Regions from separate parts of the Homo sapiens genome. Here region 2 is linked to region 1. The links are chromatin loops, found by intact Hi-C in ENCODE. Cell type or tissue: heart right ventricle. All regions are shown on one strand. Each heading gives the region's core, and the rest is flanking DNA. Links, peaks and the distances in the headings are about the cores only. Region 1 has its middle 13 kb from the start of SMCO1. Region 2 overlaps PCYT1A (phosphate cytidylyltransferase 1A, choline).

Evidence for each region. Hi-C counts contacts between places; a loop is a spot of excess contacts. Peaks named below come from ENCODE experiments on the same cell type or tissue, not always from the same donor. Only the 100,000 strongest peaks of a DNase experiment are listed, where the experiment ranks them.
Region 2: a loop joins it to region 1, with 2.9 times the contacts of the local background. A loop is called at or near these places in 79 of 110 quality-filtered maps.

The regions. Positions count from the first base shown.
Region 1 is chr3:196,525,814-196,531,184 of GRCh38, reverse strand. It overlaps the pseudogene NAA50P2. Among named protein-coding and RNA genes, the nearest start is that of SMCO1, 13 kb to the right of the region's middle. RefSeq lists a silencer at 2,128-2,427 and an enhancer at 3,198-3,267. In heart right ventricle, for the core only: a CTCF peak has its summit at 2,247 (motif pointing left); a DNase peak (open chromatin) is centred at 2,284; H3K4me3 peaks cover 941 bases.
Region 2 is chr3:196,241,977-196,247,311 of GRCh38, reverse strand. It overlaps PCYT1A (phosphate cytidylyltransferase 1A, choline), which reads left to right. Exons shown (of 9, transcript NM_001312673.2): 6 at 4,672-4,750; 7 at 5,222-5,335. Among named protein-coding and RNA genes, the nearest start is that of SLC51A, 28 kb to the right of the region's middle. RefSeq lists an enhancer at 1-537. In heart right ventricle, for the core only: no CTCF peak of the experiment used is centred there; no DNase peak of the experiment used is centred there; H3K27ac peaks cover 619 bases.

The DNA.
Region 1 (5,371 bases), core at 158-5,157:
AAAAACATTAAACACTACTTACAACAGCATCAAGAAACATCAAATACCTAGTAATAAATCTAATGGAAAACATGCAAAAACTCTACAAAGGAAACTACAAAACACGACCGAGGAAAATTAAAGAGAATCTAAATAAAGATACGTATCATATTCATGAATTAGAAGGCTAAATATTATGAAGATGTCAATGTAATTCTACTCAATATCCCAGCTCATAGCGTTCTAAAAATTAGCAAGCTTATTGAAAATTTTATATGAAAATGCAAATGGCCCAGAATACCCCAGATAATCTTGAAGAGCATAGCTGGAGGACTCACACTGTATGTTATTAAGACTTTTTAATGAAGCCAAAATAATTAAGGTTGAGTGTGATTTGGGCACAAGAATAAATAAGCAGACCAATGGAACAGAATAGAGGATAGAAATAGATGCTTGCATGTATGCAAACTTGATTAATGACAAAAGTCCACTGCAGAGCAGTGAGGAAACTCTTTATAATAAATGGGATTGAGTCAGTTGTATATCCATATGGAGAAGAAAAGAATCTTGACCTTCTTCACATTAATCCAAAGGTCTAAATTTTAGGCATATTACAGATATAAATGTAATAGGTAAAGTGGTGAAGCTTCTAAAAGGAAAAAAATATTTTCATGACCTTGGGGTAGGAAAAATTTCATATATAAGACATCAAAATGAAAACATGATAAATTGGACTACTTGAAAATTAAGAACATTAGTTCATGAAAACACACCATCAAGATGATGAAAAGAAAGCCACGGAGTGGACCGGGTGCGGTGGCTCAAGCCTGTAATCCCAGCACTTTGGGAGGCCGAGGCAGGCGAATCATGAGGTCAAGAGATCGAGACCATCCTGCCCAACATGGTGAAACCCCGTCTCTACTAGAAATACAAAAATTAGCTGGGCTTGGTGGCATGTGCCTGTAGTCCCAGCTATTCAGGAGGCTAAGGCAGGAGAATCACTTGAACCCGGGAGGCAGAGGTTGCAGTGAGCCGAGATCGTGCCATTGCACTCCAGCCTGGGCGACACAGAGAGACTACATCTCACAAAAAAAAAAAAAAAAAAAAAGATACAATGCACTTTGGGTATTCAGGGGAAAGGGTGGGAAGGGGGCGAGGGATAAAAGACCACACGTTGGGTACCGTGTACACTGCTCGAGTGATGGCTGCACCAAATCTCAGAAATCACCACTGAAGAACTTATGAAACCAAACACCACCTGTTCCCCAAAAACCTATTGAAATAAATAAAAAGTAAGTAAAATATAAAAATGGTAAATTTTGTTATGTATATTTTTGCACAATTTAAACAAACTTTTCTGGCTCACACCTGTAATCCCAGCACTTTGGGAGGCCAAGGCGGGAGGACCACTTGAGCCCAGGAGTTGGAGACCAGCCTGGGCAACGTAGCAAGACTATGTCTTAATTAATTAATTAATTAATTAATTTATGGAGACAGAGTCTCGCCCTGTCACCCAGGCTGGAGTGCAATGGCACGATCTTGGCTCACTACAACCTCTGCCTTCTGGGTTCAAGCGATTCTCCTGCCTCAGCCTCCCGAGTAGCTGGGATTACAGGTGCGCGCCACCACGCCCGGCTAATTTGTTGTATCTTTAGTAGAGATGGGGGTTTCACCATGTTGGCCAGGCTGGTTTCGAACTCCTGACCTCGTGATCCGCCAGCCTCAGCCTCCCAAAGTGCTGGGATTACAGGCGTGAGCCACCGTGCCCGGCCTCAGAAGCTCCACAGTGGGCCTCTTCTTATATTTCATGGGCCAGAATTCTGCCACCTGTCCGTTCCTAAACCAATGATAACGGCAATAATAATAAAATTGCTGTGATTGATTTATTCTAAGACTCACCCCCAACTCTCACACTGGGAAGGGGCTCAGCTTCCCCTGAAGCACGTGGCTGCCCAATACTCAAACAATATCTGGATTTTGCTAAGGAGAAAAAAGTAGTGGCGGGGATCAGGGAGGACCCAGCAAGGTTTTTCTCACTGGGGCAGGGACTGATTCCCTGAGGACGCCGAAGTTCTTCCGGAGACGCACCTGAGACGGACTGACTCCCACCCCGGAGTCCCTGCGGAGTTATAAATGTCCCTTAGATCTGTCCCCTCAGCTCTCCATTCCGGGGACCAGTGTTCTGAGCTCGGCCGCCATCGCCTCACGCTCAGCGACGGGCGTGGCCGGGAGCCGCCTGCGGATGGAGGAAGCGGCCGCCAGCGCCCCCTGGAGGCTCGGGCCGGCTCCACTCCCGCGGCCCCCGCCACCGCCCAGCTCCCCGCGGAGGCGCCCAGGCCGGTCTGAGCCCGACAGGGCGGAACCACCGCGGCGGCGCTGCCCTGAGTGGAAATGCGGCCTCCGCAGCGGGAGAAGATGCTGGGAGCCGGATGGGGCCCGGAGGCGCGACACCGCAGTTCTCCGTACTTGAAGACACCCATCCAGGCCACCTTTTCAGTCGGCTGCAGGGACACGTCCTACAAGGGCGTGCTGGAGGCTGAGCTAGCAAAGCTGGGGCGAGGGCGGGACGGTGGATCATTCGCAGACACATCATCACACCAGGGTGTCCGGCACCTTACCCAAGGCCAGGAATAGCAACTCAGATGTTAAATCGTGTCAAACATCTGTGGAGAAGATGGCACCTTTTTCTTCTCCTTCTTTCTCTCTCTCTCTCTCTTTCTTTTTTTTTTTTTTTTTTTTTTTTTTTTTTTTTTTTTTTTTGAGATGGAGTCTCGCTCTGTCACCCAGGCTGGAGTACAGTGGCGCGATCTCGGCTCACTGCAACGTCCACCTCCCGGGTTCAAGTGATTCTCCTGCCTCAGCCTCCCGAGTAGCTGAGATTAGAGGCATGTGCTACCACGCCCGGCTAATTTTTGTATTTTTAGTAGAGACGGGGTTTCACCATGCTGGCCTGGCAGGTCTTGAACTCCCGACCTCAGGACATCCGCCCGCCTTGGCCTCCCAAAGTGCTGGGGTTACAGATGGGAGCCACCGCGCCTGGCTAATTTTTGTGTTTTTAGTAGAGACGGGGTTTCACCATATTGGCCAGGCTAGTTTCGAACTCCTGTACTCTAGGGATCTGCCTACTTCAGCCTCCCAAAGTGCTGGGATTACAGGCATAAGCCACTGCCCAGCCAAGATGGCACTTTTGACAACATCTGTTTGTCCAGATCAGCAATGAGTCAGCAATTGACTTCTACAGAAGTTTGGCTTTGAGATGACTGAGACAAAGACAGATAAAGGATAAGAGGATGGAGCCTGCAGATGCTCAGGAGTTGCAGAAAAACCTCAAAGTCCCTTCCGATCAGAATGGAGATATGCAAAACACAACTGAACAAGTCACAAAATGAACCTTCTTGCACTTGCTTGTTGACAAAAAAAGACAAGCCCATTGATTTTCACCCCCTCTTTCTTGTAAAGCTTTCCTGCACTGCCATGTTTTTGTTTTTCCTTCTTTCTTTTCTTTTCAAAGTTTTAATACTTTCAAGGACTTTAAAAATGATCATGTTTGGGCCAGGCGCAGTGACTCACTCCTGTAATCCCAGCACTTTGGGAGGCCAAGGTGGGTGGATCACTTGAGGTCAGGAGTTCCAGACGAGCCTGGCCAACATGGTGAAACCCCATCTGTACTAAAAATACAAAAATTAGCCAGGCGTGGTGGCGTGTGCCTGTAGTCCCAAGCTACTCAGGAGCCTGAGACAGGGGAATCGCTTGAACCTGGGAGGCAGAGGTTGCAGTGAGCCGAGATCGTGCCACTGCACTCCAGCCTGGGCCACAGAGCAAGACTCCATCTCAAAAAAAAAAAAAAAAAAAAAAAAAAAAAAAAGATCATGTTTGGATTGTTTCAGTTCTCTTATTTTTGTGAGGTGGTTTGACTGAAGGCAGGAGAAGGTAGATCTGTTTAATTTCACAGTTAAGATAAATGGTTCTAAAAATTTAGGTGTCAAATAATTTCACATTTCTTAGCTTGGAGTTGGAGACCAGCCTGGGCAACATAGCAAGACTCTGTCTCTATTTTTTTTTTTTGGAGACGGAGTCTCACACTGTTGCCCAGGCTGGAATGCAATGGCGAGATCTCAGCTCACTGCAACCTCCGCCTTCTGGGTTCAAATGATTCTCCTGCTTCAGCCTCCTGAGTAGCTGGGACTACAGGCGCCTGCCACCACGTCCGGCTAATTTTGGTATTTTCTTAGTAGAGACAGGGTTTCACCATGTTGGCCAGATGGTCTTGATTTCTTGACTTCATGATCCGCCTGCCTCGGCCTCCCAAAGTGCTGGGATTACAGGCGTGAGCCACCGAGCCTGGCCCTCTTAGTTGTTTTTTCTTAGTCCTGCTTTCACATCGAAGGGCAGAGCCTACAAAATATTGTACATTTCAAAAGACAGAAAGAAGCAGCAGTGATATCTTGTTTTCTAATTCATAGACGAGTTTAGTGTGCTTGTGGTACCTTGGGCTTTGAAAGCCTTTGTGGGATACCAATCCCTAGACATTATCTTCACTCCAGCTTTAGTCCTTCCGAGCACTCTCAGGAGTAGCACCGTTGCTATCTCTGGAAGAAATGCTGAGCATATTTATTATTATTATTATTATTTTGGAGACAGAGTCTTGCTCTGTCGCCCAGGCTGGAGTGCAGTGGCGGATCTCGGCTCATTGCAAGCTCCGTCTCCTGAGTTTAGGCGATTCTCCTGCCTTAGCCTCCCGAGGTAGCTGGGACTACAGGCACGCGCCACCACGCCCGGCTAATTTTTGTGTTTTTAGTAGAAAGAGGGTTTCACCATGTTGGCCAGGCTAGTCTTGAACTCCCGACCTCAGGTAATCTGCCTGCCTTGGCCTCCCAAAGTGCTGAGACTACAGGGGTGAGCCACGGCGCCTGGCCGCATATTTTGATTTTTAAAGCAATTATTTCTTCTCTTCTTGCTGGTGGGTGGGGCACCTTGGGTACGTAGTGTTATACTTTGGTCTAAGTATTTTGAGTTAAACTGCTTTTTTGCTAAAATGAATGGGCTGGTTTTTATCAGGTTTATTTTTCCTGCTGTTGTTACTAATGGCATTAACTTTTAGAGTCGGAAGCGGTAAGACTGATTTTTTAAAATATCCCAGAGATATGGCTTCTAATTGACCTAGAGATTTGTCGTAATTTAACTTTTTTCTCCTGCCCCTTTTCTTCAGTAAATCCAACAATAACCCAGGTGTGGTGGCTCATGTCTGTAATCCCAACACTTTGGGAGGCCAAGGCGGGTGAATCACTTGAGCCCAGGAATTGGAGACCAGCCAGGACAACATAGTAAGATGCCTGTCTGTACATAAAAATTAAAACAAAAAAAAATTAGCTGGGCGTGGTGGTGCATACCT
Region 2 (5,335 bases), core at 336-5,335, 280 kb after region 1:
AAGCTGCTGGCACGTAGGCTGGTTTTCCACTAGCCGTGTTTTACTTCTACCTCTTATGTAAGTTTCGTAGGAGATGACAGTGATATTACTAGTGATAACAGTCACCCCTGACGTTTATATGGGGCTGGATGGTTTGCAAGCACTTTTACATCCATTCTATTCCATTTTCTGCCCACAGCAATCCTGTGGTGTGTTTGTCATTTCCGCTTTACATATGAGTAACAAGGGCTAGAGAAACCAAATAACCTGCTCCAAGTTACACCATTGGCAGGGCTGGGAACTGAACTCGCCACAAGTTACACCACTGGCAGGGCTGGGAACTGAACTCGCCACAAGTTACACCACTGGCAGGGCTGGGAACTGAACTCGCCACAAGTTACACCACTGGCAGGGCTGGGAACTGAACTCGCCACAAATTACACCACTGGCAGGGCTGGGAACTGAACTCGCCACAAGTTACACCACTGGCAGGGCTGGGAACTGAACTCACCAGTTACGAGACCTTCCCCCCACACCATAGGCACATCTACCCTTAGAACATGCCAGTCTCCTGAGAATATCCATAGCCCCAGGTGAACTCTGAAGACGGTCACATTACCAGGAAATAAGACGGATTAACATAGACTTTTCTTGGCTTAAGTTTCATTTCAGGGCTTTGATCTTATGCTAGAAATTGGGTGGAATCAGAAATCAAGGATATTTCTCACTGTTTCTCAGTAAGTTATTATCAACCCCTTACCTCCTTTTAATTCTCCCACATTAAAGTAACAGATTTCAGCCAGGTGCAGTGGCTCACGCCTGTAATCCAAGCACTTTGGGAGGCCAAGGTGGGAGGATCGCTTGAGCCCAGGAGCTCAAGACCAGCCTGGGCAACATACCGAGACCCTGTCTCTACTTTAAAAAAAAAAAAGCCACAGGTTTCCTGCAAAAGGTGGGTACAAAAGATGAGAAGGATTGATTAGGCCAGGTTAGAGGCCCCCAAGCCTGAGGAAATAGCAAGCATGTTGTCAGTTCTCTACAGGGGCGCGTGGAATGTTGTAGGTAAATTGTTCAGTGAGGCAGAAAGAATGAAGGCAGCCAAAGTGCTTCTAAAGCAATACGTGGGTAGGCCTGAAGAGGGGATATTTATTAAAACTATTGAGGATTAGGACAGACCTTTTATAATTCTCTGGCTTTTCTACATCAACACCTAGCAGCCAGTGGCACCAAAGGTGGTAAGCAAGTTTATTCTCAGCACCACAGCCCACAGGCCCAGACAGAAGTATGAAGTTAGAGGAATTTCTAACTCCCCTTTTCTCTTTGTTAACAATATATACTCAACCTTGAGTTTTGCTTGTCCCATTCTTTTTTTTTTTTTTTTTGAGACAGAGTTTTGCTCTGTTGCCCAGGCTGGAGTGCAATGGCGTGATCTCGGATCACCGCAACCTCCGCCTCCCGGGTTCAAGTGATTCGCCTGCCTCAGCCTCCCGAGTAGCTGGGATTACAGGTGCGCGCCACCATGCCCGGCTAATTTCTTGTATTTTTAGTAGAGGCAGTGTTTCGCCGTTTTGGCCAGGCTGGTCTTGAACTCCTGACCTCAGGTGATCCACCCGGCCTCCTATTCTTTACTTTGCTGCCTATGGATCCCTGACAAGTTGTTCATGAGTAATTGAGATGCTGGCTGAGAGTCTCTGACATAGTCCCAATGAACATGCTTCACACTACAGTGGTCTCTCGGGGATGGTATAGTGATCTTAGTAATTATCAGCAAAAGGCTGGTGGCCCATACAGGAAGGAGTAAGTGAAGTTTAGCACGCCTCCGAACAACATTATTGATCCCCAGTATCATTCATCTCTTCTTGCCCTTGCAAAGGATATTCATAGCAGTAAAATGGCCAGGCGCTGTGGCTCACGCCTGTAATCCCAGCACTTTGGGAGGCCAAGTCAGGTGGATCACTTGAGGTCAGGAGTTCGTGACCAGCCTGGCCAACACGGTGAAACCCTGTCTACTAAAAATGCAAAGATTAACCAGGCGGGGTGACATGCGCCTGTAGTCCCAGCTACTCGGGAGGCTGAGGCAGGAGAATCGCTTGAATCCAGGAGGCAGAGGTTTCAGTGAGCCGAGACTGTGCCACTACACTCCAGCCTGGGCGACAGAGCGAGACTCGGTCTCAAAAAAAAAAAAAAAAGTAGTGAAATGATAGATCCTGAGGATAAAACTTCTTTTATTTATTTATGTATTTTTATTGATCATTCTTGGGTGTTTCTCGCAGAGGGGGATTTGGCAGGGTCATAGGACAATAGTGGACGGAAGGTCAGCAGATAAACAAGTGAACAAAGGTCTCTGGTTTTCCTAGGCAGAGGGCCCTGCGGCCTTCTGCAGTGTTTGTGTCCCTGGGTACTTGAGATTAGGGAGTGGTGATGACTCTTAACGAGCATGCTGCCTTCAAGCATCTGTTTAACAAAGCACATCTTGCACCGCCCTTAATCCATTTAACCCTGAGTGGACACAGCACATGTTTCAGAGAGCACAGGGTTGGGGGTAAGGTCACAGATCAACAGGATCCCAAGGCAGAAGAATTTTTCTTAGTACAGAACAAAATTGAGTCTCCCATGTCTACTTCTTTCTACACAGACACAGCAACAATCTGATTTTTCTATCTTTTCCCCACATTTCCCCCTTTTCTATTCGACAAAACCGCCATCGTCATCATGGCCCGTTCTCAATGAGCTGTTGGGTACACCTCCCAGACGGGGTGGTGGCCGGGCAGAGGGGCTCCTCACCTCCCAGTAGGGGCGGCCGGGCAGAGGCGCCCCTCACCTCCCGGACGGGGTGGCTGCCGGGCGGAGACGCTCCTCACTTCCCAGACCGGGTCGCGGCCGGGCAGAGGAGCTCCTCACATCCCAAACGGGGCGGCGGGGCAGTGGCGCTCCCCACATCTCAGACGATGGGCGGCCGGGCAGAGACGCTCCTCACTTCCTAGACGGGATGGCGGCGGGGAGGAGGCGCTCCTCACTTCCCAGACTGGGCAGCCGGGCAGAGGGGCTCCTCACATCCCAGACGATGGGCGGCCAGGCAGAGACGCTCCTCACATCCCAGACGGGGTCGTGGCCGGGCAGAGGCGCTCCTCACCTCCAAGACTGGGTGGCGGTCGGGCAGAGACACTCCTCAGTTCCCAGACGGGGTCGTGGCCTGGCAGAGGCGCTCCTCACATCCCAGATGGGGCGGCGGGGCAGAGGCGCTCCCCACATCTCAGACGATGGGCGGCCGGGAAGAGGCGCTCCTCACTTCCCAGACTGGGCGGCCGGGCAGAGGGGCTCCTCACATCCCAGACGATGGGCGGCCAGGCAGAGACGCTCCTCACTTCCCAGACGGGGTGGCGGCCGGGCAGAGGCTGCAGTCTCAGCACTTTGGGAGGCCAAGGCAGGCGGCTGGGAGGTGGAGGTTGTAGCGAGCCGAGATCACGCCACTGCACTCCAGCCTGGGCAGCATTGAGCACTGAGTGAACGAGACTCCGTCTGCAATCCCGGCACCTCGGGAGGCCGAGGCTGGCGGATCACTCGCGGTTAGGAGCTGGAGACCAGCCCGGCCAACACAGCAAAACCCTGTCTCCACCAAAAAAATACGAAAACCAGTCAGGCGTGGCGGCGTGCGCCTGCAATGGCAGGCACTGGGCAGGCTGAGGCAGGAGAATCAGGCAGGGAGGTTGCAGTGAGCAGAGATGGCGGCAGTACAGTCCAGCTTCCGCTCGGCATCAGAGGGAGACCATAGAAAGAGAGGGAGAGGGAGACCGTGGGGAGAGGGAGAGGGGAGAGGGGAGAAGGGAGAGGGGAGAGGGAGAAAACTTCTCTTATGGCCTTCGGTTTGTATTTCTCAGGCCAATAGATGTATCTATTCCAGTCAGAGGGCTCGTGGTTGCTATTTTTATATTCCCTCTTTTCTCACGGACTGAGAGAAACTAGTTAAGAAAGAAGTAACCTCTTTCTCATACTTTTTTTTTTTTTGAGACAGAGTCTTGCTTTGTCACCCAGGCTGGAGTGCAGTGGTGCGATTTTGGCTCACTGTAGCCTCTGCCTCCTGGGTTCAAGCAATTCTCCTGCCTCAGCCTCCCAAGTAGCTGGGACTACAAGCGCCCGCCACCATGCCTGGCTAATTTTTTTGTATTTTTAGTAGAGACGGGGTTTCACCATGTTAGCCACGTTAGTCTTGAACTCCTGACCTCGTGATCTGCCCGCCTTGGCCTCCCAAAGTGCTGGGATTACAGGCATGAGCCACCGTGCCTGGCCTTTCTCATACTTTTAGAAACCCTTATTTGACCAAATCCTTCCAGACCCAGGACAGGGAGATTTCCTTCTTTCCTAGGCTCCACCCACTAACCGGTTCACCAGCAAACCCTCTGGCCCTATTGACCACAGCAAGATGACTGGTATACAGAGTGAGGGTAACAGTTCTAGCAGACTAGGAGAAATAGCTACAAAAGCAGCTGGCTAACTTCATATGTATACTCCATAAATCATTAGGTTGGGTGGTTTGTGAATAGATTGTAGAATTTATGAGCAAAGCAAAGAGAGATATGAAGTCCACTGAGGCCTGGCCTCTGCCTATTGTCCTTTTTCTGGGCCTGAGAACATTGACTGGGTCTTTCTGAATGGCAGTTATCATGGGTTTTAATGATGTTTCCTTATTTTCAGATTGATTTTGTAGCCCATGATGATATTCCTTATTCATCTGCTGGCAGTGATGATGTTTATAAGCACATCAAGGAGGCAGGTGAGTGAGCTGTGCTTCCTCACTGTAGGGGATCTCAGGGCAGCTGCAGATGTTCAGCCATGTTGCTGCTTTACAGAGGAAAATGTGTACATTAGAAATTCAACATCCTCTTTCAGGCCACATTTTGGATAAAAGGTAAAGATGAGCATAGCACCCATCAATTCTTTGTCGTCAGTTCATGACATCCATCAATTCTTGGTCTAAACATCTACTTTGGATATCTCTCTTAATTTCAGGAAACCCTTTCTCATATTTTTCTTAATATTAGGGCTATGTAACTCTTCTTTGCCTTACCTCTGGCCTTTGATTCGGTCTACCTTCTGTATATCAGTATCTTTCAGTTTCATTTAGTAATAACAGATTCTGCTTTTTGAGGAAAGGAAAGGAATGTTGCCCCCAATTTCCATTTAGTCTTAATACCTGAGCTAACCAGAACCTCACAGTGTTTGTCTGTATGTGTTTCTGAGTTAGGCATGTTTGCTCCAACACAGAGGACAGAAGGTATCTCCACATCAGACATCATCACCCGAATTGTGCGGGATTATGATGTGTATGCGAGGCGGAACCTGCAGAGGGGCTACACAG